Linked DNA regions of Homo sapiens: region 1 is linked to region 2. Evidence: read pairs that join two places in POLR2A ChIA-PET (ENCODE). Cell type or tissue: IMR-90. All regions are shown on one strand. Each heading gives the region's core, and the rest is flanking DNA. Links, peaks and the distances in the headings are about the cores only. Region 1 overlaps MBNL1 (muscleblind like splicing regulator 1). Region 2 overlaps LINC02917 (long intergenic non-protein coding RNA 2917).

Region 1 (4,406 bases), core at 191-4,190, 170 kb before region 2:
CAATTTATCATTCCCCTCTGAGACATGGGCTGTATATACAGCTATCATATCAGGAAGCCTGACTAGGTCCCCATGTGCTGCCTGCACAAGATAACATACAAAACATGGCATGAGTCCAGGGAAAGGCCTGTTCTAGAAATTTACATCAACAGAACATAAATAGTCCATTATAGTGCCTGAGCAATTTAACTGGATGAGTCCTATCACAAATGAAGGATGCTGGACTCCGCAGAGAAACATTTTATGAGTAATTACATGTTGCTGTCCAACAAATGTCCTATTACACAAAAAGAAATTCTCTAAAGTTGAATTTAAAAACACATAAAATCTTCTCACAATTATTGGTCATAGTCTGGAAGAAACATCGCATTCAATTCACTAAACATTTAATGAATGCCAAGGATATTCAAAACACTATATATATAGAAGTGATTAATGCAAGCTTCTCATTCTTAAGGAGTTTATAAACTAGTGGGGGTTAGAAACAATTTACAAATTAACTGTAAAATCAAGAATAATGTAGTGTATTCTATGACACATAAAAAGGAAGGAAATGCCAAAAAGTGAAGCTATTCATTTTCATGAAGGATGTTGCATTTGATGATCACTGTACAATGAGGGACCCAGGAGTAAGAGCACAAAGAAAGAATTAAACTCTTCTGTCAATTGCGACCACAGGTTGACTACAGATGCAAGAGTTGGACAAAAATCAAAAAGGCATTCTGTAAGAATCAATTGGCCATATAGAATTTAAATGTTGAGCATTGTATATTTTATTATAATTTTAATTGTCTTCCATGTCATTTTATTAGTAAATTTTATAATAAGCATAATGTATACACATGCATTTTTTTGGAGAGTCTGTTGTCCAGCCAAAAAAAAAAAAAAAAAAAAAAAAACAGTATAGAACTTTAATGCCACCGTAACCAAGGCCTCAGAACAGTCAAGAAAGTTTTGTCACTTGGACTCGACCTTAATAGCAGTTTTCATCTGTCAGGTGTGTCAATGATGCCATTTTCCTGAAATGAAGACAATATATTCTAGTTTTTGCTGTGATTTAACTAGTCACATTTAAAGGGTCCTAATGACCTCAAGATCTTTATGGATATGATTAAACCCTAACCTCACCACTCCTTGGTTCCCTATCTGTAAAACTAATGAACTGCATGACATCATTTCTAAGGACTCTTCTGATGGCAATTCTAACACACTAAATCAGCAGAGTTCAATGTGGAAAGTGACAAAGGAAAAAATCATCTCTAAATGCTAAACAAAACCATTGAACACTGCACAAGCAATCTTTTAAAATGCAAAGAAAAAACACATTTTAAACTTAGGCCCCCCAAAAAAAGGTTTTCCGTGAAGCTAAATCTAACACCTGAAGTTTTTGTTATCATATTTTAAAAGCTTTGATTATATGAAGACTTGACTACTCACTGATTTGTCTCTCCAACTTACTCTAGTAAAAATGTAAGTAGAACCACAACTGAATCTCAATTTTTTTCCAAGCTACTTCAAAAATGCTAGAGGAACTTCCAGTAGTACAAATAAAAATAAGGTTAGTAGGTTGTATTCCAAGTTTTAAATATTAACATGATATTGAATAATCATAATAATCAGGGGACTTTAAATAGGCAGGATATTACAATTTGAACTGGTTGCAGTCTGTGAATGCCTGTAGAGTGTCTTTTTTTGAATCTGGATTGATTTTACTTCTGTTCTTCAAATTGACATAATAATAGCTAGTCACAGCTTAGAAACAAGATTTGCAGCCTGTCTTTTCAAAGATCTATGTAGTAATGATAAACCCAGTGGTTTGAATCCATCAAGCTCATGCTAAGCACTATGTCTCTGGGTGAACAGTTGCTGCTGGACAATGAATCTTTTCAAACTACCTAGAAGAGAATCTGTAAACCCACAAACAAATGATTCTCCATCAATCAAGTCCTATTTTAATTCAAATGCAGTTTAGAACCACACAGTGGAATACATTTGCAGTAATTTTATAAACTTAAAACATTTTATCATTAGAACAAATAAAATGCAGTTTTATTTGTACTAATGAAATAAAAAACATAGCTCAATAAATATAATCTCCAAAATTCTACCATGAATTAAAACTTGTAATGATGCTACATAATTTCTTGTTGAGTTTCAAGACATTGCAAATATAGTAAGCAGTATCCGTTTTAAGTTTTGTCGTAAGATAAATACATTTTAATGATCAAACCACTTTCAAAATGCTTGTAACGTGAGACTGCTTTTTTCTTCCAACGGTGACCTGTTTTTCTCTAGAACAGTCACTAAGAAAAATATTTTTCAGCTAGTCATAAGAATGACTTCCTTAGCAGCCCTTTCCTTTGTACCATTAAACAGTCTGGAAAATTGCTTGCTTGACTCATTCACACTGTCAAAATATACTACAGGCTAAGGTTGACCATCAATTTTCTCTGTATCCTGTAACAACACACCCAATTTATGCATGAAGTTCTAAAGCAACAGTACTTGCAGTCTTAGGACTACTTTCATACATTAATATTTTGCAAAACTATATTCACATAGGCTAATCTATTCATTTGTTGCAGCTAAAGGATACTACTTGTTGTACATGAAAATCTGTATACATTTAAGTCCACTACAATTAAAAGGTAAATGACCAAATGAACGAAATAAAGTCCTTAGGTTACAATGTATCCTTTATCGTCTTTTTGAACATCTCGTTGAACATCTATTTGAAAACAGAACTTGATCGATGAAGAATCATTTGTTTGTGGGTTTACAGATTCTATGGGTTTATAAATAAGAATCAGTTAGAAATTCAAAGAGAAGATATTAGACTTACTTGGAGATAACTGTGGAGTTATTTCAAGATTAAAAAAATAAAACAAAAAATAGGCCAGGCACGGTGGCTCACGCCTGTAATCCCAACACTTTCAGAGGCCAAGGTGGGTGGATCGCTTGAGCTCAGGATTTCAAGGCCAGCCTGGGTAACATGCTGAAACCTCATCTATACAAAAAATACAAAAATTAGCCCGGCATGGTGGTGCATGCCTGTAATCCCAGATACTCAGGAGATTGAGGCGGGAGAATCACTTAAACCCAGGAAGTGGAAGTTGCAGTGAGCTAAGATTGCGCCACTGCACTCCAGCCTGAGTGACAGTGAGACTGTCTCTGAAAAAAAAATTTTTTTAAAGGAATAAATAATTTGAAATTCTTTATACAACTAAAATAGTCACAAAGTCATATCAGGTAGTCACAGAACTCCACATAAATTTATAAGAATCTTTTAAAAGTTAACACATTATTTTATCAACTGGCTGATTTGTCATTAATAAAGGAAGTTAATAAAGCAGAATGGAAGATCTGTAGAAAATGGAGACCTGCTAACTACAACCAAGGTACCATCAAGTAGCTTTTTTTTGTTTGCTTTTTAGGGACCAAAAATCATAGGAAACGGTATTTATAAAGAAAAATATATATTTTTTGAATCAGAAATTTAATGGGGACAGTTATGAAACAGTTACTGTACCTTCTAACTATGAATAAGAAATTACTAAGCAGGTGAGAAGGTTATTTTATCTTCTTAATCTTTTTAAAAATTCATCCATAGTTTTAATAAGCAAAGCAAAATAAATAAATAAATAAAAGAAGAAAAAGAAGGAAGAGGAGGAAGAAAAAGAGAAGGCAAAGCCAGCTCTATCTGAAAGTCTGGAGCATGTGAAAATTTCCAGATGGTTTTATCCTTAGGAGATAAATACATCTTCTCTATAGATTGAGAAGTCATGGCAAAAATACTATGTTCCCAGAACCTCTCAGCAGTATTAAAGGAATGGTTGTTAATCAGAGGCACACAGCTTTTAAAATATATATCTGCCCATGTCTGTTGATTTAGAAATTCCAACTAGGTGATGGAGCAAGCAGGACTAGGTGATGGAGCATGAAGGTCTAGGTGATAGAGCAAGCAGTGGGGTGAGAGAATAAATAAATATATTCCAAGTCTCTTCTGCTTTGTGCAGGCAGGACGCTTGGAAAAGTACCTGAGAAGCTATTTGCACACAGTGGGCATGCCATGCAAGCTGTTGACTCACATGGAATTAAGTGGATCTTGCTATTAGTATAGCTGATCACTAGGCAAAAGAAAGGTTTGGGTCTAATAGGTATTTGCAGCAAAGTGGTCCAACTGGCAAAATCTCTTACACTCTCTACTTTCAACGCTGAGTTTTCACTTTTCTACTGTTAAAGTTCAGAACTGACAAGTTTGAGGCCGCAGGTTTAACGTGCATTTTTTAAAAGGCAGTCATAATTGTTTATGCTCCCTCATTCTTCAAAATTCATATGCTAAGCCAGATAAACCAGAGGTGACAAGAGGTTACAGATCAAAAGCCCTGAAAGGTATTAATACAGGG
Region 2 (4,406 bases), core at 332-4,331:
CAACCCATCATCTACATTAGGTATTTCTCCTAATGCTATCCCTCCCCTAGCCCCCAACCTCCTGACAGGCCCCAGTGTGTGATGTTCCCCTCCCTGTGTCCATGTGTGCTCATTGTTCAACTCCCACTTATGAGTGAGAACATGTGGTGTTTGGTTTTCTGTTCCTGTGTTAGTTTGCTGAGAATGATGGTTGAATCTTTAAATAGGCCGGGCACTGTGGCTCAGGCCTGTAATCCCAGCCCTTTGGGAGGCCAAGATGGGTGGATCACTTGAGGTCAGGAGTTTGAGACCAGCCTGACCAATATGATGAAACCCCATCTCTACTAAAAATACAAAAATTAGCTGGGTGTGGTGGCACGTGCCTGTAGTCCCCATTAATCAGGAAGCTGAGGCAGGAGAATCGCTTCAACCCTAGAGGCAGAGGTTGCAGTGAGTGGAGATTGTGCCATTGTACTCCAGCCTGGGTGATAGAGCTAGACTCTGTCTCAAAAAAAGAAAAGAAAAGAAAAGAAATATTTAAATAGTTATTAAGAAATTAGATGAATAAATCAGACATTGATAGGATGAAGATAAAAGTCTTAATGCAACACTCTTGGAAGTAGAGTGGACCAGTGGGAACCCCTATGGGTCCCCAACATTGAAGGACCATAAATAAATTTGCTTTGTTCACCCTAGTTTAGAGTAGTATGAAAAGCCACAAGAAAATAATGACAATGAGAAAGCTAACCTTCAATTGCCTGTAATGATGGTTCTACAATCTAAGCAAGATAAAGACTATTGAGAAGGCCTGGATTCCTTAGCCCAATCCCCAGCTGGGGAACAAAGGCCATATGCACTTGAGTGAGTAAAATGGCCAGGGGGTAGAAAAGAAACATGTCTAGGATTCCTTGACATAGAAGCTCCATGTACTACAGGCCAAAAGCCTATTGTTGAAGTGCTTACCCGGCCTACAGTTAGATTGGGAAGATATAGCAATGCAATGATTAATAAACTAAAGATGGGGCCAGGTGCAGTGGCTCATGCCTGTAATCCCAGAACTTTGGGAGGCCGATGTGGGTAGATCACTTGAGATCAGGAGTTCAAGACCAGCCTGGCCAACATGACGAAACTCCCTCTCTACTAAAAATGCAAAATATTAGCCTGGTGTTGTAGAGCACCTATAAAGCCAGCTACTCAGGAAGCTGAAGCAGGAGAATTGCTTGAACCTGGGAGACAAAGCTTGCAGTGAGCCAAGATTGTGCCACTGTATTCCAGTCTGGGTGATAAAGCAAGTCTCTATCTATTAAAACGAAAAAGAAGAAGAAGAAAAAAAAAGGACACTATTAAGAGAGTGAAAAGACAACCCACCTACAGAATAGGAAAAAAAATTTGTAAATCACATCTAACCCAGGATTATTATGCAGAAGATATGAATTTCTATAACCCAACAACAACTCAAGAATTTTGGAGGCCAGGCACAGTGGCTCACGCCTATAATCCCAACACTTTGGGAGGCGAAGGTGGGCAGATCACTTGAGGTCAAGAGTACGAGACCAGCCTGGCCAATATGGCAAAACCCCGGCTGTACTAAATATATAAAAATTAGCCAGGCATGGTGGTGCACGCCTGTAATCCCAGCTACTCGGGAGGCTGACACAAGAGAATCTCTTGAACTTGGGAGGCAGAGGTTGCAGTGGGCAGAGATCGAGCTGCTGCACTCCAGCCTGGGTGACGGAGCAAGACTCTGTCTCAAAATAAATAAATAAATAAACTAAAGATGGAAAGTTATATAAGAATTGAAATGTTTGAATGGACTTTAAGTGGAGCGATTGCATCTCCTTTATCTGAATGTATTATTAAAGATGGATATTCTGTATGACTGGGGAATATTTCTCTTACTTTCTGTAAAACAGAAGGTATATCAATCTGCCCATTTTCCTATATTGATTGGACATACCAAATAGGAACAATAAGTTTGCGGGAACCCAGAAAAATGGTTAATTTGAAATATAGACCGGAAACTGGAGTGCTGGTATGGATACATTCTCAGTACAATAAGCCTGTGTGAAACACATATTGGGGCTTATGGCAAAAGACTGTAAGTGCTTCCTAGTAATGACCACTGAGATTTTGGACCTGAAAAATATCCACTGAGAGACAGCTATGTTGCTATTGTGTGCCATTTAATACAGCCCTATACTGATGGTCAAATTGGGAAATTGAATGAAAACCTCCTATGTCTGCAAAGCAAAAAATAATCTTGTAACCTGAAATACCCATATGTCTTTAGTGATGTCAAAGAAACATTCTGATGGAGAAGACAATGCCCAGAAAAATTCTGTAATAAAATGAAAATGGTTTATACGGGAACATGCTACTAGTGGGGGAATTCGAGGAGGTGCCATGAATATTTTTCCTCCTAGAGCTGACTTTGAAACCACCTGAAGACCTGCCAAATCCTATTGCCACTTAGATGGTGCCTATTAACAGCTCTTGATTGATCAACAAAGAGCCCCTTGGTTTATAGTTGGCAGTTCCAATGTGAGTGGATAACACTTTATTTGGAAGGCTGATATTCTAGTTGAAAGAGGTAAAAATAACTTAGGCCGTCAGGCAGAATTGCATGCTATTTGTCTCTATATTTGAGTTTTTACTGAGTCATATGTGATGGCCAATATCCTGGCCATAGGGTTAGGCATAGAGGCAATAGAAAACTAGCCTATTAAAGGGATACACATATGGAGCATAGCCCTAAGGAAATCACCATGGGAATTTGAGGGTTGTGTTATAGTGGGATATGCTGATGCCAATCTGAAGACCCCACCAGGATCAGAAGGTGATTGGAAGTGGCAAATAGATATCCTGGTATACTTGCTCGAGGAGGCCACCTGGATCCATGAAATGTGTGGACAGTGGAGCTGCAGCAATGCAGAGATCTGCCAAATCTTAGACATATTCCTTTTATATACTCTGAGGAAGAAATTGACAATAAGAACTGTCCAGTCTGCCAACAAGAAAGACAGAGACTGTTAACAGCTTTGGGTCAGAGTCCCCAGGGGGAAGCTCCTGCACATAGCTGGCAAGTAGGACTGATGCTGGTAGCCCCTGGAGACTACAAATGAGCCCTGACAGGAATAGACACTCTGGCTAGGCTTTGCATGCTCAGTGGTAGGTGCAAATGCTCAAAATACTATAAAAGGACTGGAACAGAAGATACTGCACCAATTTGGACTGCTAAGTTACATTTCTTCAGACCAAGGAACACATTTTACAGCTCATAATGTCCAACAATAGGCCGAGAGATATAATCTTCTGAGTAGCAGTTTAATAGGGAATTAGAATAGGCAGTTGGACAATTTGTTGCTAAAATGGAGTAGGTAAAAGCAAGAAAGGTTGGTTTACACATCTTCATGAATGTGTTTTCACACTTAACATGAAGAGGTCCAAGAGAGGGTTTCCACTAGATAAATTCTACTTTTCTGGGGAATTTGGGGAGAAATATATGAGAGAGGATGCTGGTGTGACTACGCTATTTCCGACCCCACCCCAACCTCCCCACCATTACTCCAACTTTCCTTTTTCCTACCTGATACAGACCTGGGACTATGAGTGCCAGAAGTGGGAAAGATCTCTAAACAAAAGACTAACTATACCTTTACGCCTTTATGTCACAATTCCTAAGGCCCTAATGGGGTGGGCCGTACCTTTACCCTATTGAGCAAAATTAGGGTCAGTAAAAAATGTAGCTGTATTGCCTAGTGTTTGAGATAACCTGCTAGTTACGTGACTTTGTAATCCCACCCTAAATAAATAAGAGAGGATGGTAGGGGGCTGGAATGGGGGAAACACTTGCTAGACTACTATTGCTGTTAGCAATATGGACCTGCACAGTGGCCAAATCTCATGTCTCTTCCAAAAGTGAAAAAGTTTGGACAAAACTAAACAGTTAATAGAGCTAGGGAGTAACAGTAGCTGAGTAAGGGAATGAGTGGATATATTATGCAATGAGATAAGTCAAATATTACATTACTGCCTTGAGGGAGGTTCAGTAAAAGAACTGATACTCTCTATTAGCTCAATTATACCAGATGATGGTAAAATTGCTTTTGGGACCTGGCAAGGTTGAATGGAAGGCTGCAAACCTGAGTGGCATCACTGTGGGTCACTTTGGTCCTACAATATGATGGTGGACTGGACTAATTGTTAATGACTGAGTGAAACTCTAGTAATGAGCCAGTATCTTTTGACTCTTATTTCGCAAGTTATATCTACTGCCCTACTATGAACATAACAATGGTATTTTTGGTAAGATTATAGAACTGATATGGATGGTCAAATTGAGAAATTGAATTTAACCCTCCTCAGGATGTAATATTGATGGAAAATGACTGATCTGAATTGATGAATTCAGTCAATCATCAGCTAAT

Evidence for each region. ChIA-PET counts read pairs that join two places held together with the same protein. Peaks named below come from ENCODE experiments on the same cell type or tissue, not always from the same donor. Only the 100,000 strongest peaks of a DNase experiment are listed, where the experiment ranks them.
Region 1: POLR2A ChIA-PET joins it to region 2 with 5 read pairs; 2 of 35 experiments call an interaction of 5 or more read pairs at or near these places.

The regions. Positions count from the first base shown.
Region 1 is chr3:152,316,108-152,320,513 of GRCh38, reverse strand. All of the region lies in intron 2 of MBNL1 (muscleblind like splicing regulator 1), which reads right to left. Among named protein-coding and RNA genes, the nearest start is that of MBNL1-AS1, 49 kb to the right of the region's middle. In IMR-90, for the core only: no CTCF peak of the experiment used is centred there; a DNase peak (open chromatin) is centred at 2,343; H3K27ac peaks cover 150 bases.
Region 2 is chr3:152,143,143-152,147,548 of GRCh38, reverse strand. The region is part of intron 2 of LINC02917 (long intergenic non-protein coding RNA 2917); the gene reads left to right. Among named protein-coding and RNA genes, the nearest start is that of LINC02917, 60 kb to the left of the region's middle. In IMR-90, for the core only: no CTCF peak of the experiment used is centred there; no DNase peak of the experiment used is centred there.